Linked DNA regions of Mus musculus: regions 1 and 2 are each linked to region 3. The links are chromatin loops, found by intact Hi-C in ENCODE. Cell type or tissue: left cerebral cortex. All regions are shown on one strand. Links, peaks and the distances in the headings refer to the core of each region. The heading gives the core; the rest is flanking DNA.

Region 1 (7,508 bases), core at 913-5,912, 300 kb before region 3:
TTGTAAGTTTAGGGAGCCTTGAACTTAAGGCAGCCCTCTTGTTTCTGGCTCCTGAGTTTTAGGATTACAAGACAGCAAGCTGGTTTAACCTAATTTCATATTCTGTGATTTTATTTTTTTTAAGCAAATAGCTTTGGTAAATTTTAGTTAGGAAAATTTAATATAAGAGATAGATAGATTTTTAACTGTGATGAAAATGGAGTCTGATGTTCTCAACTGTAAAGATTCCGTATGCCTACCGTAAGGATGATAAAACTTTGGATCTACTTTTTTAGGAATTAAGATGCATTCTGAGAATAATTGGGGTTTATCTTGTTTCTTAAATACTTATTTTCTATTCTGAAATTAGTATTTTTCTTTTCTAGTTGTTAATCTTTCTCAAAAATCAATATTTTATAACCTTCATATATAGTTGTATAAAAATATAAGATCTTTATTAGTTTCTTTGCTTTAGTTGATTATGACATAACATGATTCAGTATTTTTGTAAGCTAGCATAGCATACATGCATGCTATTTATACACATGTCGGCATACATTTGTATATGTTATAGTAATATAGCTATGAACAAATGCTTCAATGGAATAACAAAGCTAAATTTATTAAATCACTACATGTTGGCTTATCTAATGCTCTGATAGATGTGATTAGACAATTGAGCTATCATAAACCTGAAGGTTTTGTTCATGGTACAGAGTGCATTATGCATTTTTCCAGTGAATTGTCTTAAAGAATGCAGAAAAAGAAGGTTTATCTTACTGATCCTTATAGAGAAGAAATGGTTTCTGCAACTTATACCCAAGTTTATAAGATGCTGTTGCTAGTGATAGAGTTTCCAGGCAATGCCTGCCATTTCCATTCATTAGCAGCTGTTGGCAGGGCTGCTACTGCATCTGTTACTGAGTTCTTCAGTCAGCGCCCAGTCTTGTCTCATTGTAATGAGTACCCTGAAACAACTGTTTGCCCCATCCTACTTTTCCCATAGACAAGGAGAATCATGGCCATTACTGTACAATTGGAACTATTCTCCAGGAAAAGAAAGCACAGTTATTGCCTCAGACTCTTAGGAGATTTCACAACCATCTTCATTCAGTTTATAATTTGCTTTCTTTTAGACTTTTGAAATTTTCACTGCAAAGATTAGCTAAGTTCCGCTCTGTCTTGTCCTTCAGTAGCTTCCTGTTGCTAGAAGGGCTTTCTGACTCAGAAGAGCAAGTGGCTTTAGCTGGACAGTGGCATGGAGCTCAGGTTCCTGTTGTGGTCACTTTAGGGACCTTGGCTAATGCCCCCTGCCCTTCTGACCCTCCATCCTTTCATCAAGAGCTCCAAGGAATGAGCCGGTGGCTGTGAGGGAGCCTTGTGAAGTGAAAGGCGCTCTACTAGAAGACCCAGAATTAACACTTGTGTTTATAAAGCTCATCTACCAGTAGCCAGTCAGGGTACAGGAATCCACACTTTACCGTGCTCACAAGCACTTGTCTGTGGAGTTGAGAAGATGATGTTTCTCCCTTTACACCGTTACTCAGCCTTTTCCATTTATCCACTAACCCGGATGCCATACCTGGCCAACTGTATTGCATTTAATACACACAGCTAACGCACGTTAGAGCCACATTGTCTTAGATGCAGGAGCATGGATTTGGGTGAGCATCTCAGAAATGATGATATGAGAATAACAGAATATGGAATTACTTATTTTATGTAACACATTTAAAACAATTTTTGATAAATGCATATACCTTGCCAAAAAAAAATGTTTAAAGCTCAAAATGTTTCACCATATTTCCCAGGCTCTTTGTCGCCTATTTTTAAAAAGGGGAAGCTTAGGAAGAAGTAAGATAACTTCAAGACATCTAAAATCTGGCACAACTCTTTTTAGTGGTATAGGTACAAAACAAATGAGAGTTATTTTAGTCTCTGAGTGTTTTACTCATTGAATATAGGCTACAATCAGTAGTTCAAATAATCATTAGTTTTTTACTAAAATTTTTAATGTTTAATTAACCTATTACAGTTTTGCCCTATATTTTTTTAACACATGGATATTTTGCTCAAACTGTGTTTTCTCAGAATGAAGTTCACATGTGGTTTTACTGAGTTTTAATGATAAAAAGTTCAAAAGAAACAGAACAGCTAAGTTACTTTTAAAATAGCTTCTGAAATATTCAAGGAAAAAGAAGCAAGTTCTTTTTTTTTTTTTTTTTGTAAGTTAAATCAGCTCCAAGCGAGACCACAGTGGTAGCTAAATGTATCAGCCGTCTTTCCGTCCCAGCAGAATCTGTGAGAGTCAGCAAGGGTCTCTCCTGCTGAGCGCATGTTCAGCTTGTGGTCTTTGAGTCCCTCGTTCTACTGAAGTTTTGCTTTTTTTTTGTAAGAAGTGTAATTTTTACTTTCAGAAGGCAGTTTTATTTGTCTGATTTTGAAAGGGTTAATCATCTAGTAATACAAAGTTTAGTCACCGCGTACCACAAATAATGTGCATCGAGGGTTCCCACAACAAAGTACATCTCAGAGAAACGGTTTCTGCTGAATTAACTCCATGAAGCCAGGCGTTAGCAATAAATATTCTGTTATTAAACAGTGTTTGTCTACTTATGTCTCTAGGATGTTTTTGCACATTTAAGAATTATTAGTACCTAACAGCACTATGTATTAACACTATGAATATATCTGTTTAAAATTTTTCACTATGGTTTTATGACATAAGTGTTTTTACAGTTTTACAGGATCTAGGAGTTGAATCACTGAGAACTGGTTTATGTTTTGTTTGTTTGTGTTTTGTTTTGTTTTGTTTATTTGAGGCAGGGCTTCTCTTTGTAGCCCTGGCTATCTTGGAACTCACTCCATAGGTCAGTCTACCCTGGAACTCAAAGATCCACCTGCCTCTGTCTAAGATCAAAGGCATACACCACTATCGCTCAGCCAAAATTTATACTCTTATTTGCCTTCTAAATTTATTAGCAAACGACCTGCTATATTAGGTTTCAAATGGTAAAACTTTTCTCTATAGTATCAGTTTCTCTGGAATATGTAATTTTTGTGGAATTTTTATACCTTGTAGGAAGCAAAGATGTAGGCTTGTTTATTTGTTTATTATCAGCACCTAGCCTGAATGCTGACATACATGACTGTGTATGTTAAGTAGAGTCAAGTCTGTTTGGCAACCTCTTAAAATTGCTAACCCCAGGTAATGAGCCTGAGTTCTCACTAGGTGGCAGTGTCCCTTTCTGTGGCAGTGCAGACCTTTCCCAGCACCTGTTATGCACCAGGCTCACTTGAGCTGTAAACCCAAGGGTTGGACTCAGTTTACCTGCTCATTGCTGGTCCTTTCTCCTGTTTACAGAGGTGATTACACACCCGACAACCTTTAGTCAAACTAAAAGCCATTTCTACAATGACTTCTACAAGGACTTTAGAACTGGAATTCAGTGATCTGGAAACGATCTAGTCAGAAATAGACCGGTGATCTGCTTTGTCATGCTGGTAGCTTTATTTTTCACAGTGTGGCATGCTCTCCCATAGTTCAGGGACATAGACACATTTAAGTTCATAAAATTCTGTTACAGGCAAGCATGGAGGCACATGCATGGAATCCCAGTATTTGGAAGGTAGAGACAGGAGGGTCATGACTTCTAGGTCATCCTTGGGTACACAGAGCTTCCAAGGCTAGAGACCCCATCTCTCAAGTTGCTAATTGCCTATAGTGTTTATAAGGCACTGTGTTTAGCATAGACTTTGGCAGTGTGTGTTTGCATTAAGAATTAAACTTCTTACAGAATAGAGTTATTTCTTTTTTCTTTTTTAAAAGATTTATTATTATCCATAAGTACACTATAGCTGTCTTCAGACACCCCAGAAGAGGGCGTTAGATCTCATTACAAGTGGTTGTGAGCCACCATGTGGTTGCTCGAATTTGAACTCAGGCCCTTCAGAAGAGCAGTCAGTACTCTTACCTGCTGAGTCATCTCACCAGCCCAAGAGTTATTTCTTGAATTTTATGAAAATATAAGATGGCACCACTAGTGAATTTGGGATTATTGAGAACAGTGGCAGTCATAGCTAAGATCAAGTACTTTCTTATAGAATACTTCCCAAATACTTGAGAAAAAATCTCATTATTGTCACTATTAATGGATGATGAAACCAAGGCACCACAGAATGAAGTAACTCTCCTAAGGTCACAGAGTTGTGGGTAAAACTACCATTTGACTTCAGGCTGCCTGACTAATGTCTTCACAGGATAATACCTAGGTGATATAAATTTAATACCCACAGCGTATGTATCATTTAATGTCTTCCATATGTGATTAAAAGTCCAATTCAGATATTATAATTTTCATCCTTTCAGAAAATTACACCATTGTCGGGCGCCAGTCGTGGGGAAATAAAGGGGATGGGAGAAATGACCCACGTCCCACCAGAGCTCCGGGGCTCTAGGCGGACAGATGCGGGGAACCGGGGGAACTGCCGTGCACTCTCCATGCTGCCCGGGTGGGCGTTTGGCTGTGGGAAGCCACGGAACCCCAGTCTGCGGGGATGGAGAGGGAGCAGTCCGGGGTCCCTGGGCCTCAAGGAAGCCAGGGTCGACAGGTTCTAGCTCCGGGGCATCGCAGGACATCGCTGGATACTACAGAAGAGCTGAGAATGGGTGGGGGCACTGCGGGCAGCTCATTCTGCCCTGAGGCCAAAGGGAGAAGGGGCAGGGGTAGAAGGCACTGGGTAGTTCCCACGCATGTGACGGTCTTTGGTCCAGCCTGGCAGCTGGAAACGCTAAAAGGCCTTCTTGAGGGAGATTAGAGGAGGCTCTTAGGGGAAGGCCTTATTCCATCGCTCCAGCACTGCGAGTCTAGATGAAAGGAGGCAGTCTATGGCTTCAGGTAGAGAAGTAGAGGCAGGCCATGGCCACGTGGAGAGAGGGGAGAAGGGAGGGGGAGAGAAGGAACAAGAGGGCTAGAGAGAAAGCAAGAGAAGCAAGAGAGAGGAAGGGCCAAGCAGCCCCCTTTATAGTGTGCTGTACTACCTTGCTGTGGCTAGGTAACTGGGGGAGGAGCTTACCTGACTGTAGCCAGAATACCTGGAGCTTGGGACATTGCCTGTGTGACAATAGTCACAGGATTATGGAGTTGAGGACTCATGTTGTCAGGTGCCTGTGTCTGGGAATGTGGCTCACTATTCCGTCCCTTGTAGAATTACTACTGGGTCTCCGGAGTAAGCTTCGCTCAACCAGAACACAGACTGCCTTTCACAGTCCAACACACCATAACAGGTAGTACTGATTGTAGGATGGAGTTTTAAATATTGATTTTTACCCTATTATAAGAAATTATAAATTAAAGCTACCATGATGATGAAGGCCTGACAAAACTGCTTTCCTGTATTCTGAAATATTTACTGTTTCTCACATAATGGATTCTTGACTTTCAAAGCCCAGACCATTAAGTGACTAAGGAAATATGAAAATTTTCATGTACATGATGGCCTTGAGTGTAAACAGCAGGGCCTTTGTATGCTTACAGGTGTGCCTTCTAAAGGAATGATACAGCCCAAAGCAGACAACAGCATGGCAGGAGCATCTGCAGAGGGACTGAGCCTCTTGACAAACACTGTCAATCTGCCCAACCCTCAACACATAGTTTCCAATTTTATATGCGTCTGCTTTTTAAGCTGTGAAATAAAAATTATACATGCTTTATTTATTATACCTCCATATTTTATGTAATGATAACTGAAACCATAAAGCAAGATGTGAGGGCTAGATATGAATAGAGTCCATGAGCCAGGCTGTAGCAGGGAGTTCTAGTGGTTTTCCTGTAGCAATGCATGCCACACACTGTCAGCTGAAGAGTGCCATGTGGCTAGGAAGACAGCAGGAAGGGAATAGTACCTCCTGCAGGGGATTTGCAGACAGCTTGTAAGGATAGGCTTCAAAACAATCAAACAAATACAGTTGCCACCTGCAGGTTCGTGACCCCTGTGCATTCCTCTGCCATGCAGCTTAGCTCCCTGCAGTAACTGGCTCAGCTCCAAGAAGTCGGAACCCCAAAAAGGAGTCTCTGTATTTTCCAAGCCTGCTATAATGCATGCATGTAAGGATGTCTCAGAAAGAGATGAAAGGGTATGGATAAGAATATTAAAATTGTGAGCTTTAACATAGCAGGTTAGATCAGACCTAAGTTTTAAACATACAAAGTACATTGGTATAAAGAAGAAAAATGATACAATGCAGAAATAGGGCTGTCTAATTACAGCATGGTCTCTAACCAGAACCTAAAAGTAACGTGGTAACCTGCAGATAGTTACAAGCATACAGCTTGAAGGATAATCCAAAATCATCTATCACCAACTGTTTTACAGTGAGAAAGGCATATGTCTTAAGCAGATCTCCTGGTGGGGGTGGGGGAGCTGAAGAACTTCCCAGCAGTTTCTGTTTGGAGTGTAGTCTAGTACACTTTGTGACTATGTCTGCAGACTGTAAATGCGCAACTCCTCATAGAACTAGAGGTGCTAACAGCATAGGAGGGTGCTGATTTGGCTGCTTGGAGTCCAAGAGTTTGTATAAAATGTTAACAGGGCACCATAGAAACAAACACCAGAGTTTGCAGTTCTGTTTTTTACTCCACTTAGAATATTTTAATTCACAATTATAATTCACAATACATTGTAAAATATATCTTAATATTTTGAAACATACTTTGTCACTGCCTTTTTCTGTTTTTACCAGTTAGGAATTCTTTGAAAGAGAAAACATAATACATATTTAATGTATTGTAATATTTTAAAAATCCAGTTGAATCAAAACTGTAAGAGAAAAGATAGTTAAGGCCTGTTAGCTTGTTACTGACACCAGTACATGTGTTCTTGACTGTCCTTGACTGCTCATTCACTCGGTTAGAGGAAACTGTAGTTTGCAAATACAAAGCTCAGAAAATCTGGGAAATTAGCATGCCAGACTGTTTGTAGATGCAGCTTTACCTGCAGCAAGAAAGCAGCTAAAGGCTGGTAGCACAATTTCAATGTGAAGACTACAGAAATCATGGAACATGTTTTTCTGTTGACTTCTCGGCCTGAAACCCACCCACCCCGTAGAGGTAGACCGTCCCGATTCCAGCCCATGGGACACTTTTCTTTAGGTGGTTTTCTACAGCTTTACACTTGCTTATTTTCTAAAGCTATCTTTGAATAATTAAAGGAGAAGTAAATATTCTTATCACTCTAGAAATATGACTAAATTAAATACAAGAACATTAGAGTCAAATTCACACACACACACACACACACACACACAAACCTATAGGGAGTGATGACTTTTGCGCTGAAATAGATAATTGCTACAGAGAAATGCCTGTCAGTGACAGTTGGGGTAGTCCTTGGCCTTCTCTCAGGGCTCTGTCTGTCCTCTGGACATGGCCAACATAGTCTGCAGAGAATGCTGGGTATTGGCTGGCTCTTCTGTTGACATAGATGAAGTTGTGTATGAATATCAAAGGCCTATAATTTTTACAGGTGGT
Region 2 (7,508 bases), core at 913-5,912, 980 kb before region 3:
AAGGTTAAAGATCAGAATCAAACTCTAATGCTGAACTTAACTGACAGGCTGCCAATTACAGCTTTGAAATCCTTCAAGGAATTTAACGTTGTCCTAAAATATCACACCGTAATAACGGCTTTAGTCCCTTGAGTGGTCCTGCTTTGGTAAGAACAGCAGGTAAATATGTCTGCAACTTGCTTCAATTCAATCCTGGCTTCTTCGTTTATAATCTGATTCTGGCAGATCCAGTTAGGGCGTGAGGTTTCCGGATCCGTACAAAACTCTGAGAAAGCCTCAGGGGCCAGGCTCCGGCGCCCGGGAAGTTAAGAGCCATTCCGTGACGCAGTCGCCCAGCCGATCCAAGTCTCACGATCGGCCCGGGAGGGGGCGGGGGGCGAGTTCACCCGAAGCCACTCGGCAGAGACTGCCTTGTAACTGTCATGTTAGGCGTCCGAGGGACGGCGCTTCCGGGCAGACGCAGCCCTGCGTCGTCGGTTTTCCGGCCTTTTCCTCAGTGAGAGAGCTTCTGGCGTGCTCTGGGTCGCCGCCTCAGAAGGAGCCAGGCTCGCTAACAGCGGCTCGGAAGTCAGGGGACATCAGTCTCGACTGTTCTTCGAACAAAGCCGAGCCGCCTGCGGAGAAGCCAGCCAGCCCTTCAGGGCCCGCCCCACCCTTGTCCCACCCCCTGTCGGCTACACCTCGCGAGACCGGGCAACGAGACTTCCCAGAAAGCCTTGGGCTACACTCAACCGCGGTTCGCCAGTCGCGCCTGGGCGGGACGGTGGGAGGGGCCTGCCTAGCGATTTAGCGGCCTGGAAGGCCACGCCCCAAGTCGGAAGTGACGGAGCCGAGCTAGCGCGACGAGGCCGCCTCTATGGTCTTCCTCTCCTTCTGGAGTCGGGAAATGGCCGCTGTGTAGTTAGCACGGAGGTAAACCCTGCACGCACATCGTGCTTCGGCGTGTCAGGTAGGCCTCGCGCCGCATTCGAGTCACTCAAAGGAGAAAGCCGAGGCGACAGGGCGGTTGGGTATCGACAACTCTGACGCGTGGTGACGGGTCGGCGGCGGGAACGGGGACCCCGAGCCGTTACTCGTGCGTTTTCCTCCTCGCTCCCTCGGGTCTGGAAGGCGCCGCGGGCCGCCGGGGTGGGGGGATGGGGGAGCTGCGCCACCAGCGGGCCGGGCTGCGAACCTGGCTCGGGGCCGGAGCCCGGGAGGCCTCGGCGTGCGCGTGCGCAAACCGCTCGCCGACCCTTCCCCCACGGCCTCGGCTGGGACTCCTGCGCGCGCCCGGCCCAGGGCTCTGCGCACGCGTGCTTTTTTCCCCTTTCTTCCCTGCCCATGGCAACGCCGCCGCGTGTGTTAGTTTCCGAGCCTTGCTTGTTGTTGGCCTTGGGGGAGGCGTCTTCCTTCCTGGTCCTAGCCTTTGGGACTCGGAGGAGATAACGGCGAGCTGCGACAAAGTTAAGCAACGGAATCAGCCACGTCGTGCGTGGCGGTTAAGCCGCCTCCCTCGCCTCTATGGGGTACATATGTCGGTTTAGGCCAGGCTTAATCAGATGAAGGCTTTCGATCTGTTTGTAGCAGACACCTGGGTGTTGGCGCCAAAGTTTTTCGTTTTGGCTCCCTACCAACTCACTGTTGTAGCCGATCAGTAGGTGCGTAGTTCCAGTTTCTAGCGGGATGCGACTAAGAGAGGGGCCCTTTCTCAGTAATCCAAGCGCTGACATACCTTTTTTTTTTTTTTTTTTTCTTGTTTTTCCAGACAGGGTTTCTCTGTGTAGCCCTGGCTGTCCTGGAACTCACTCTGTAGACCAGGCTGGCCTCGAACAGAAATCCGCCTGCCTCTGCCTCCCAAGTGTTGGGATTAAAGGCGTGCGCCACCACCGCCCCGGCTACCTTTTTTGGTAAGAGTTAGCACACTTTAGAAATTGAGGATATTGGCAGCGGTGATTGGGGGGATAAATGGGTGAAGGAAGAAGGTTATAGTTCTGTCACTCAGTGCTGGCCTTGAACTCCCAGTTAATCTCCTGCCTTAGCTTCGGGAGTGGTGGGATAATAGTATTTTTTTTTCGTCACTTCTTCGTCACCCCAGCTGAGTTTTAAGATTTGTTTTCTTGGTCTGGGGAGTGACCAGAATATTGGATTTCTGTACCCTAGACGATCTTCTTGGGTCCAAGTGGCTTCGAACTACGGGTTCTCCATGTATATATGTGTTTGGGTTATAGATGTGCAAATTCATACCCAACATATTTTAAGTTTATCTAGTTAAAGTGAGGACCTGTACTTTCTACCTTTAAATTTAAAGTTTTCTATTAGAATTGAAAAGGAGAAAAATTGAAAGGGAAAAAAAACCTGTTAGTCACTTCAGACTCACATCCTGTTGGTACAGCATATATATTTTTGTATTAAAAGGGAATCGTAGAACAAAATGTCTTGTCCTCACTATGAGCTTGTATTCTAGATTAGCCCTAACTGGGATAGTTGGTACTGTTACGCAATAAAGGACCTTTAAAGACTTACCAGTTTGCATTTTTTGTGTGATTCTAACCAAATTCAGGGTAGTGTGCTGGGAAGGATGTCTCTAAAGTCGTTTTTAGTAAACAGCTGAGATTTCCAGTGTTGGAATAACAGGCTCCAGCCACCATACATACCCAGTGTATGTGGTGCTGAGAATCAAACCCGGGGCTTTGTGTGTGCTGAAAAGCTCTGTCAGCTAAGCATATCCCCTGTCCTAGAGTTGACTTTTGTCTTAGAAAGCAGAAGTTAATTTTAGGACTTGAAAGCCGATCTGGAAAAAGCACTGCTTTTTAGGCTAGTATCTAGTTGAATTTATTGAAAAACTTATTGTGGGGAGCAAGCAAACTAAGCTGCATTAGATTATCTGTGATGTAAAATAAGTGGAGAAAGCTTTTTCCAGTTGTTTATATAGATCTTTTGATTGGTAATTCCCAGGAACTGTATTTGAAATCATTGATGGAATACTATCCACTATCTGAAATCTGCTGTGTAATTTTTATGATTGGTTAATGAGAGAATCTAGAAGACCAGTATATCTCTGGGTAGCAATTGTACTGGTTAATAAGAGAATCTAGAAGATCATTGTATCTCTGAGTAGTAATTGTAAGTGGTTGTGGTTGGAGGATATGGGTTTGTGTGTTGCTGGTTCTAGCTTCTTAAACAATCTTAAAAACACTGAGTATTTGAGTTATAGGCATTTAATATTTTTGATTCAACATTGAAAATAAGTCTGTGAACTTTATAAGTAATAATATTGATCTTACTTAATGTCTTAGGACTTTTTTTTATAGATTTATTTATTTATTATTCAGATGCACCAGAAGAGGGCGCCAGGTCTCATTAAGGATGGCTGTGAGCCACCATGTGGTTGCTGGGAATTGAACTCAGGATCTTTGGAAGAGCAGTCAGTGCTCCTAACTGCTGAGCCATCTCTAGCCCGACTTTTTTTTTTTTTTTTAAGGCTCATTTTATGTATATTAGTACACTGTAGCTGTCTTCAGACACACCAAAAGAGGGCATGAGATCTCATTACAGATGTTGGAAATTGAACTCGGGACCTCTGGAAGAGCAGTCAGTGCTTTTTTTTTTTTTGGTTTTTCGAGACAGGGTTTCTCTGTATAGTTCTGGCTGTCCTGGAACTCACTTTGTAGACTAGGCTGGCCTCGAACTCAGAAGTCCGCCTGCCTCTGCCTCCCGAGTGCTGGGATTAAAGGTGTGCGCCACCACGCCCGGCCTCAGTCAGTGCTCTTAACTGTCGAACCAGCTCTCCAGCCCAGTTTAGGGCTTTCTAACACCAATTTACTTAATTCATTATTTCTCTATTTTTGTAGATGGAACCCCCAAAAGGTGTAAAACTTAAGACTACATAAGCCAGGAGTGGCACAGCTTGGTTTAGAATGTGCCGTGGTTCTTAGTTCAGTCTTTAAAAAAAAAAACCAAACAAACAAAAAAAAAAAAGACCAGGGTGATAAGTAGCTGGACCAAACTAAAAGTGTGTGACTAATCTATTTTGCTTTTTATTATGGAAGGCTTTTGGTACAAAAGTAAAACAGCCGGGTATATTCGCTCAAGCCTATAATCCCAGCACTCAGAGGCAGGCTGGAGGGTCTTTGAGTTTGAAGCCAGCCTGTCCATAGAGTGAATTCCAGGACAGCCAGGGGTGTATAGAGAAACCCTGTTTCAAAAAACCAAATAAATCAACAGCTAAGATAATTAAGTGGATTTCCATATTCTGCTTATTTTCAGAATTTTGTATTTTGTTTGTTTATTCTGTGATACATTTTATTTTATTTTATTTTTTTATTTTTTTATTTTTTTTTAGATTTATTTATTTATTATATGTAAGTACACTGTAGCTGTCTTCAGACACTCCAGAAGAGGGAGTCAGATCTCGTTAGGGATGGTTGTGAGCCACCATGTGGTTGCTGGGATTTCTTCGGAAGAGCAGTCGGGTGCTCTTACCCACTGAGCCACTGTGATACATTTTAAATCAAACTTGCAAACATTTTATTAAACATCCCTGGAATGACTTTTATAGAATACTTGTTAATACTATATTGAAAACATAGGAAAAAGCTTAAATAGACAAGTTTTTGAAATAAATTATGGGTAGCCTGTAGAAACCCTATAAAAAGGCTAACCAGAAATTATAACTAATGGCAGAGCACACACCATGTGCCGGGTTAGCCTTTTCTATTTATTATTTAACCATAAACTTGCAAATACCTTATTTTATACAAAGATTGAAAGAGATCAAGATACCAAATGTTGAGCTGTCATTTAATGAGTGAGTATTAGCTACGGTGTATTTTTCTATTTTAAAAGATGTGATGGCAGTAATTTGCTTTAAGTTTGGGTGCTAATATTGCTAAATGAAGACTTATGTTTGAAATTGTAAGCAGCTTTGTGTTAGTTTTTTGTTTTTGTTTGTTGTTTTGTTTTTGTTTTTAAAATTTTGTTTTTGAGGAAGCTCTAACTTGATTAGCCTTAACTGAGAGCCTTCTCTATAGACTGAACTTAACTGAGAGCCTTCGCTATGGACTGAACTGTTCTTGAACTTGTTGGGATACTCTTGTCTCTGCCTTTTGAGTCCTAGGACAAGAGACTGGATTTATAGATGGGATACATACAATGCCTTTACAACAATTTTTTTTTCTTTTTAACTTTTTGAGGTAGCCCAGGCTTTGGAAGTATTTGTCACCACGCTTGAAGTCACTTGTTTTCTGGCCACTTTTACACATTATTCCAAAAAAGGTTCTAAGATATTTATGGATTCATTCATTCATTCATTTGGCTTTTTGAGGCAGGGTTTCTCTGTGTAGCCGTGGTTGTCCTGGAACTCACTCTGTAGATCAGGCTGGCCTCGAATTCAGAAATCCACCTGCCTCTGCCTCCCAAGTGCTGGGATTGAAGGCGTGCGCCACCACCTCCTGGCCTTGGCCTGTTTCTTAGATGGTTAATCAGATTCTTGTGTAAGACTTTGTTACTGTGCTTGCAGTTGAAGGAATTCTTAAAAGTTGGTTTTAGATAAAAGGAAGTTTTAAGGAAATGAACAGAGTATTAAGCTGTTGTAGGTGTTAGAAAATACAGCATTATTACATACATTATTATTTACAGCATTATTACATATAGCTGCAGGCTGTAATGACATTTGTTCTGTAAAGGTCAGGTGACTGTAGTTAAAATTCAGGTATCAGTTACATGATACTCTGCTGTGTTGTAAGTAGACAGTTTTTTTTTCCTTTTTTTGACAGTTGTGTTTGTGGGATCTCTTGTAGCCTAGGAGCTCCAAACTCACTGTATAACTGAGGATGAACTTAGACTGAATCTCTGCCTTTTTGCCCTAATTTGTGGATTATAGGTATTATTGTTGGTTTAATTATTTTATTTTATGTTTGTCTGCATGTAGGTCTGTACCAGGTTCCTGCTTGTTGCTTTTGGAGGTCTGAAGAGGGTGTCAGATCCCTTGGAACTGGAGATAGCGGCGGGTGGGGGAGGGGCGTGAATGACCATTTGGGTTCTGAGAATTGAACGGTCATAGCAGAGAATAGCAGCTAGTGCACGATGAGCCATATCTCTGTCCTCTTTTGTCACATAGGCTGTTGCTATATCATAGCTCAGGCTAAACTCAATCACCATTCTCCTGTTCAGCTTGGCAAGTGCTAGGATTGTTTGCCACCATGGTCTCCTTAGTTAAATTATGATCAAACGCTTATTGCTACCCAAGTCAGGCAAGGTACATGCCGATAATTTCAGTACTGGAGTATGCCTAATATGTGTATTATAACCAATGCATATCTGGTTTACCATAAACTCAAACTTCTCTTTTTTTTATTTAATTTTTGCTTAGGTATTTGAATTTAGAGTTTAGTTTCCCATAACATTTTCTACAAGAAGAATCTTGGTAGTGTCTCAAAGACATCACTGACTTCTGGATCCTGCAGAAAGCCCAAGGTAAAAGACATTTATGTTCTCTAGGTTTTACTTGTGACTAAGTTGAGAAACTTGACGGTCAACCTGAATCAGATGAAGTGATTAAGAGGGTTAGAAACTGGCCATGGAGGTGGCTCAAGAAGTAGGGTTCTTGCCTAATGAGCACAAGGCCCTGGGTTCAACCCCAGGTACCCTGGGGGCATTTCTCTCTCTTCTTCTTCTTTTTTTTTTGGTGGGGAGTGTGTTACCTTCTGTAAACTCAGATTTTGAGTTAGTTTTAAGAAAAAATATTTTTTTTCCCTTTCATTGTATATTACCTTTTCCCCACTTCTAGAAATACTTTGTAAGAAGGCTTAGGACACAAAATGCCATTTAGAACCAAAACAACTACCACTGCCATCCTTTGAGACAAGGTTTTGCTGTGGAGCCCTACTGAGTACCTGGTACTGGGATGACACACCTTTCTCATTGTGCCCAAGTCATTTAATTGCTTAGCTTATTTTGGTTTTGTTGGGACTATAACCCTGGCTGTCCTAGAACTCACTGTGTAGACCAGGGTAGCCTTGAACTCTGGGATCCAGCTGCTTCTGTGTTCCCAGTATGGGGTAAAGGCCTGTGCCATCACTCTTGGCTTACCTTTTTATCTTGTAACCTCAAACTCTAAACAAATAAGTACCTTCAGAATTATTTAATGATATTAAAATTTAAATATGTGAGAAACACAGGCCTTTACAAAGTTAATAAATTGAGTCTTATGGATATGATTACTTATTTTGACTAGTAAGTTAGAAATTTGAAAAGTTTCACAATTGGATCCTGACTTAACATGGAACATGAGGTGGTAAATGGCTTAGCATTAGGAACACCTGCTGTGCAAGCTTTACCACCTCAATTCAGTCTCCTGTGCAAGGAGGAGGGACCCACCTCCTTAGAAACTTTATAAAGTCTGATTTCTCATATCTAGACTGTAGCATTTTTGTAGCTAAACACACATATATAACCACACTAAAAAATAACTTGGGTCTGGAGAGAGATAGCTCTTACTGCTTTTCCAGAGAACATGGGGTTCGATT
Region 3 (7,508 bases), core at 1,127-6,126:
GGCTGTGTCCTGTGATTGGTTGGCACATTACCCTTGACTGGATAGTAAACACTCATACCACCAGGGTCTCTCTGCAGAAGATGCACACAGAGGTGAAACGGAGAGTGCAGACTCTTCACAGGACAGACACCAGCTATTCACGCTTCCTGAGAATCCAGTGTTCTGACTTTAGGTGTGTGGTGTGCCGTGCTTCTCAGAAGTGCAGTACTCCAAGGAGGCTGGCTGTCCGGTCATGCCGGCACTTCCTCCTACACTTCTACACAGTGGAATTCTTTCTGAAAGAAAAAGGAATAAGCTGTTGATTCAAGGACCGACCTCTGTGGCTGAATGTCAAAACAGTTGAGTAAATGAAGATATAAAAAAGAACACGTACTGTCAGGTTTCTTCTACATGAAGGTCTTAAAAATACGAATGGAGTTTTAGTGACAGAAGCTGATCTGCTGTTGCCAAAGGCCTTGTTAGGGAGCCGTGGGAGCAGAAGGATCCCATGACATTTTCATATTTTTATATTCTGTATAGAAATGCTTGAGAGTCTACATATGTTGTCTTGATTGGGGTTGGAGGTTTCACTGGCATTTACATATGGGCAAACATTCCAGATTATAGACCTAAAATATGTCCTGTTTATGGTTTTCAAAGTTACTCAGTACCACTATCAACAGGAAGCTTTCAAGTTTTATCTTTTGCTGTGTGTCTTAGGGTTTTATTGCTGCAGCAAAACACCGGGACCAAGAAGCAAGTTGGGGGAAAAGGGTTTATTCAGCTTACACTTCCACATTGCTGATCATCACCAAAAGAGAGCTAGGACTGGAACTCATACAGGGTATGAACCTAGAGGCAGGAGCTGATGCAGAGGCCATGGAGGGATGCTGCTTACTGGATTGCTTCCCCTGGCTTGCTCAGCTTGCTTTCTTATAGAACCCAGGACCACCAGCCCAGGGATGGCACCACCCACAGTGGGCTAGACTCTCACCTGCTTAATACTTAACACTGCCTTACAGCTGGATCTCATGGACATATTTCTTCAACTGAGACTCCTTTCTCTCTAGATTGTGTCAAGTAGATACAAAACCAGCCAGTACAGTGTGTTAAAAGACTCTGACCAAAAAAAACCCACAAAAACAAAAACCAAAACCAAAAAAACAACTATGGGAGGAAAGGGTTTATTTGGCTTACACTTCCAAGGTTGTTTGTTTGTTGGTTTTTGTTTTTGTTTTGTTTTGTTTTAAGATTTATTTATTTAATGTATATGGGTACACTGTCACTGTCTTCAGACACACCAGAAGAGGGCATAAGATCCCATTAGAGATGGTAGTGAGCCACCATGTGGTTGCTGGGAATTGAACTCAGGACCTCCGGAAGAACAGTCAGTGCTCTTAACTCATCAGTCGTCTCACCAGCCCCACACTTTCAAGTTACAATCCATCACTGAGGGACATCAAGGTAGAAACTGAAGCAGAGACTGAAGCAGGAACTACAGGTGCAACTGCTTACAGGCCCGCTCTTCTGCTCATGCTTGGCTTGCTTTCTCTTACAGCCCAGGCCCCACTACTAAGGAGGTTGCCCTGTAGAGCAGACTGGAAACTCTTTGCATCAATCAATCAAGACATTGCCTCACAGGACAATTCTGATGAGGCAATTTCCAGGTGACTCTGAGTTATGTCACCTTGCCAGGGAAACTAACAAGTGTAAATAATATACCATTTTCAGGAATCAATACAGAACAGACTGGTCCACACACCCAAGTTATGTGTCATGTCTGAGGCAGGATTGTTTTCTTATTCACCCTACTAGTTATGTGGTCGGTTTATAACTCATTTACTTCAATAGCCGCATCAGTGACTTGTAATTAACAGCATTCACGTTTACAGTGGGATAGAAGCTGACCCTGGTTTTTAAGTTTTATGTACGTGACGTTGAGACAGGGTCTCAACAGTGCTGGTTGGCCTGGAACTCCCTGTGTAGCCAAGGATGACCTTGAATTCCTGGTCCTCCTGTCCCTGTCTACAGAGTACCAAGATTAAAGGAATTGAGCCACCAGGTCCAGCACATTTAGTACTCTTTAGCACTTAATGTCCTGTGCTAAGTCCTCTTACATGGGCAAATATTATTTATGAATTTGATAATGTATAAGATAATATCTTCACTTACAAAGAAATAGGCTGCAATGTGGAAATTATTTAAAGGTATAAAATAAAACACTTAAAAATCATAAAATTAGCATCTACTTTTTTTTTTTTTTGTCTATAAAGTTTTGCCTTGGAGCCATATGAAACATTGTGAGTTAAGAACACCATTGGGTAGTCAGTCAGAACTCAAATCTGAGCCCTTTACAAATATGGATTTAATTTGTGTTATCCTCATTGTTGTGGATTAGAAAAGCTGAGTAAGGTGGTGTTAGACATTCGCCTTTGATTCCAGGTCTTGGCATTGAAAGCACAAGCTACAATAAAATGGTTTGTTCAGTGTGATAATAAGGTTGATGTTTTTTACACAGCATTATTAGCCTTATGTTGTATGAAACAAGGATGTTTAATAACAGGTTATAGATTTATGTGTTATTATTACATCATAAGCACCCAAGGCTAGTTCTGTGTCTGAAAAGCTGTACTAAACACCCTTAGCAAGTTCACATATTTATGTATTCAATCAATGTCTAAGGCTTCCTTCTTAATTAATTCGTGCTAATGAAATATTTTACAAAGCTAAGGTCAGACAGTTGTTTACCAGAGCTGTTAATGAATTTAATATGGAGCCCATACCTGAAGCCATGAGTTACATGCGAAGCATATTGACCCAGTGTGGCTACATTTCAAAGCTAAAATTACTCATTCAAAAAGTTCCCTCTACAGCTTGGACTAATTATTATGCCAAATTTACACGTTTATTGATTGCCTATAGTGTTTACTAAGGCTTAAAAGCTGAAACAAAGTCCTTGTTTTTACTGAGCGAAATAGGCAGCTTTTCAGATGATCAAAAACCAAAGTTGGGAAATAATCCTGAAAACCGGTGTAGGTGAAGGATCCCGCTCAACAACCCTCTGGTTGCTTCATTTCTGGCCTTGAAGTCCACGTCAGTCAATTCGCTTGTGGGCGGGACCTCGCCCCCCCCCCCCCCCCGCCAGTTCGCGAGCGCGCACGCGTTCCCGGGAGGCCCGCAGTGACCCCGAGAGCTTGCCGTCGCCAAGTGCGCAGGTATGACGTCGCGCATGCGCGGACGCTCGGCGCAGAGGCCTGGCGGAAGACAAGATGGCGCGGCAGAGGTGTTCCGCCCGCGGTCTGCGCCTCGTCGGTTTCTGAGCCGAGTTTTTCTGGAAGGGACGGCGGCAGGCGCCGTCTGTGCGCGATGGCCCGGCATCGGAACGTCCGGGGATATAACTACGATGAAGGTGGGTGGTAAGGCCGCGCCGGCCGTGACCTTAGCTCTTCCAGCTGTCTCCATGGCCGCTTTACATCTCCCTGGAATCGAGCATGGACCCCGGAGCCACGCTCGCAATGGGATCTTCGGCGGAGAGGGAGCGGGCGGAGAGCGAGCAGGACCTGAGAGGAACACCCGGGGAGGAAGCCGGCGTGTTGTCTGCCTCCTAGCTGAGCTAGTTCACCGACCGGGCAGGGGTGTAGCATCTCCAGGGCCCATAGGTGTGGCGAGGTCGGGATCCGATGCTGTTCGTATCCAAGCGTCACCTCTTCTTTCCCTGTTTCCTGCGGGGATCCCGCAATGAGTTCCTGACGTCTGTCTCATAAGCCCTCCTTCAGACAAGCCCACGAGGCCGTAGTTAGAAAAGAGGCTGGCTTAGCGCTTACCTGCGGCCGGCCTACTACAAACGTCAGATTTATTTCGTTGTCCCCGTGTCCCTGCGTTTTTGACTGCTCCATTTTTTTCCAACGGATTTCAAAACTGGGGACGTGAGAAACAGAAAAGATTCTTGTTTAAAAGGGCTCAAGAAATTGGGTCGATTTGCTGATGTTCAGGTGTATAAATTCAGTTATTGGCAAACAGTGCTTAATGTAGATTGATTTTAAAAAGGAAATGGAAAAATAACACCAGCGGGGAGGTCATGAAAAAGGGACTCGCAGTTTGTTGGCATTGAGTGGATGATAATAAGCATCATTTAGCATCACAGAAGCTAAAAATAAACACAAATGTAAAGTGATGCAAGAATCCTAAAGACCTGCTGCTTTTTAAAATGGAGAAGATGCAATGTTTACGCAGGCGGTTGTTATTAACACCCCCTTTGGGGGGATTGTGAGCTTCAGTGTCCTCAACAGGTTTGACCAACCAACAACCTGGGCTGCATCTGGAGACTTTGACCCAGTCTGCCTGGAATATCTTACTTGGCAGGCATTCACTGTAAGAATACATAGTGTCTGTATAAAAGGCCTGGTGGACCACTACCACTAAGAAATGACTTTAGTCTGGAAGAGATTGTGTAGCTGTGAAATAAGGGACATTTATTACCAATATATTTCCTCAGCCAGTGATAATTGACTATTTAAGGGTACTGCTTAACACATGAGGACTGTTTACAGTAACAGCTGGTTAAAGCATGAGAGATTCCACAGTGTGATGACAGTAATATAGAAACGATGCAAAAGAGAGGGTCTAAATTAGAAGGGAAGGGCTGGGATTTCTGTGTAGCCTCTGAGTGCCGAATACCTTCTTACCTTGGCTACCTGAGGTCAGGTTTGATTCCTTTGTAACAATCAGTGACATCATAAGCAAGCGTAGCCTGTCTTGGGATGTTCCTCCCTTCCTGTTCATAAAAGTTCATTTTCCATTTTCTTCTTCCCAGTTAGGCTTCCTTTTGGGCTTTCAGTAATTAAAACTTCACAAAAGTATTCTAATTTCATTAGAGTTAGTCTGTGGACAAAAAACCTGTTGGCTCCTCTGTGTAACACCTGCGTTACTTTACCGTTTAATTCCAAGTACTTTTCAGGACTGCCTCTATCTATAGGTTTTTGTTTTGAGACAGTTTCATGTAGCCCCTGTTGGACTTGTCATCGCGGTATAGCCAAGGGTGATGAACATAATCTTTCTGCCTCTGATTCTGTCTCCCAAGTACCAGATGATGGGCTGGCAGGCCTGGTTTATACAGTGCTGTTGGAACCTAGGACTGTGCATAAAGGGAGAGCAGCCGAGCTATGTTTGCAGACTCTCTCCCATAGTTTAACAGCCTTTAATTGTATGTCTGCTTCAGGCGTGGTGGGATACCTTACGTGTAGTAAATCCCTCCAATGTTTTGTTGAAGAAGTGAAGCACTTTAGGAAGACCACGGGAAGAGTTCTCTTCATATTTGTATATTGTCATGCTTGAGGTTCACCGAACTAGCAAAAGTGATTTATAATATCTAAAGATGTATGTTTTGGGGTTATGAGTGAAATTTAAATTTGGGATTACATTCTGATTTAATTTAATCTTACATGTTTTTATCCAGTTAAAGCAGTCACACAAATTTTCTTTGCCACAGCCCTTGGTCTTGGCCTTTAAGCATGTTGTTCCTGCTGCCTGCATGCCCTAGAAAACTGGCTACCTCTGTCCGTTAGAGTTGGTTTGGATGTTCTCTTCCTGGGGAAGTTCTCATTTTGCTCATGTGTGTTCCCATATGCTCCGTATTTCATGATGCCTAATCTTCGTGGAGTCTGTGATCACCCTTTTCTGGTTTGTGAGATTTTTGGCATTAAGAGAACTGGGAGTGTGTGCTCTTCTCTTAAGTACTGAAGTGTCTCCATAGTAGCCTCTGCTATAAATTTATATATGTTCCTTGCAGTTTTAAAGTCCTTTGATTTGTTAACCTATAAACACATTAAGTTAGTGGTCCGTGTATGCCAGGGACTTAAAAACGTTTGCCAGGAAGGAGCTGTGATTTCTCGTGCTTTGAAACACATCTTGTACTTGGAAGAAAAGAAATGAGAGGCAGCTGTTGGAAGGTAAAGGTGGTGGGGAAGACTTCTGGGAGCTTGCTTACCTAGAGAAAGAACAACCTTAGGAAAAGCTCAACAAAACATATTCTTTGAGGCCAGTTAGCAGTCACCAAAGTTAGCCATCCTCGATCCCCACAAACAATGTCTGTATGGTTGCTTGTATACCCTGTGCTTACCACTTCTGTAAAGATGTGTGGTTAGATGGAAGGAGGAATGTGAGAAAATTAAATAGAGCCCAATTAACTTAAAAGCAAAAGACATATGTATGTTTTTAAAGTATAGATTGTCAATAACATAGATTGTTAATGAATAACTTTTTTGTGGGAAAAGTTCTTAGAATTTGTAGAAAAGTAGACATTTCAACCCCCTTGAAAATTGATATGTTAACTTGCTTTGTAGCTAGTCCAGGTGTTTCCTCACGGATATAAAAGGCTGATTGTCTTGTAAAGTCCTGTGTTTGTCTTGTAGATTTTGAAGATGATGATCTGTATGGGCAGTCTGTGGAGGATGACTACTGTATCTCACCATCAACAGGTACGTTGTTCAGCAAGGGATTTCTGTGACTTAGCTGTCTAAACATTCAAGTAAGCATGATTGTCATCCTGGACCAGAATGTTCATGAGACTATAATATGTAATGTTGAAAAAGATGCTTATGTGTGTGTATGTCTTTATACACACATGTTAACACTTAAAATAGATTATTTGAAAACCAAAAATAGGCCAGGGTGGCCTTGAACTCCTGGTGGTCCTCCAGCTTTGGTCATATTTGGATGGATTTGTAAGTAAATATGCCCCCACCGAGTTCACCTACAAGAGTTTCTTTCTTTACCCATGAATAATTTTTGTTTTCTCTCTCTCTCTCTCTCTCTCTCTCTCTCTCTCTCTCTGTGTGTGTGTGTGTGTGTGTGTGTGTGTGTGCGCGCGCGCGCGCGCGCGCAAGTGTGTCTTGTTTGTCTTTGTTTAGGTGCATGCTGCTTCTGCACGTGCATAGAGTGCAGAGAGACCTCAGGTGCCTTGTCCCATTCTCCCCTTAGTTCTTTATGTCAGGATTTCTCACTGAACTGTGGGGCTAGGCTGGTGACCAGCAACTCAGAGACCCTGTGTCTCTGCCACCCAAAGCACTGTGGTTACAGACACACACATGACTACACCTGATTGATGGTATTAGGGATTGAATTCAGGCCCTCATGCTTGTGCAGTAAGAGCTGAGACGTTTCAAGGAAACATTCAGCAGCTTAAGAAAAGCTTTGGTGCCTTTTTTTTTCTAATATTCTCTGTAACGTGTAGTTAATATAAATTCACTAAAATACTTGATCATTGGTGAAGTTCTTAAAGCTCTGAAGGTAGGTAGTAATAAATTTTATATCAGGAATATTTTGAATATTAGACTGGCATTTGGGAACCATTTAATTAGGAAAAGAATAGTAGTATTTAGACAGATTAAGGAGGCTTACAAGGGTTGGTCTTCTAGATATGTTGGCATATGCCTTTAATCCCAGGACTCAGAAGTCTGAAGCAGGCTAATCTCTGTGAGTTTGAGGCCAGCCTCGTGTATAGTGTATATAGCAAGTCAGGCCAGCCAGAG

Evidence for each region. Peaks named below come from ENCODE experiments on the same cell type or tissue, not always from the same donor. Only the 100,000 strongest peaks of a DNase experiment are listed, where the experiment ranks them.
Region 1: it touches region 3 in a loop (2.3-fold over the local background); 5 of 42 quality-filtered maps call a loop at or near these places.
Region 2: a loop joins it to region 3, with 6 times the contacts of the local background. A loop is called at or near these places in 2 of 42 quality-filtered maps.

What each region holds. Positions count from the first base shown.
Region 1 is chr10:20,989,635-20,997,142 of GRCm38, forward strand. All of the region lies in intron 15 of Ahi1 (Abelson helper integration site 1), which reads left to right. Among named protein-coding and RNA genes, the nearest start is that of Ahi1, 41 kb to the left of the region's middle. In left cerebral cortex, for the core only: a CTCF peak has its summit at 3,204 (motif pointing right); a DNase peak (open chromatin) is centred at 3,221.
Region 2 is chr10:20,311,656-20,319,163 of GRCm38, forward strand. Bclaf1 (BCL2-associated transcription factor 1) reads left to right here and starts at 814. Exons shown (of 13, transcript NM_001025392.1): 1 at 814-949; 2 at 6,353-6,456. In left cerebral cortex, for the core only: CTCF peaks have their summits at 3,344 (motif pointing right), 4,333 (motif pointing right) and 4,533; DNase peaks (open chromatin) are centred at 1,242, 1,831 and 4,414; H3K4me3 peaks cover 1,586 bases; H3K27ac peaks cover 708 bases.
Region 3 is chr10:21,292,789-21,300,296 of GRCm38, forward strand. It overlaps Hbs1l (Hbs1-like (S. cerevisiae)), which reads left to right and starts at 3,191. Exons shown (of 18, transcript NM_019702.2): 1 at 3,191-3,388; 2 at 6,390-6,455. The coding sequence starts at 3,346. In left cerebral cortex, for the core only: no CTCF peak of the experiment used is centred there; DNase peaks (open chromatin) are centred at 3,191 and 3,703; H3K4me3 peaks cover 1,952 bases; H3K27ac peaks cover 890 bases.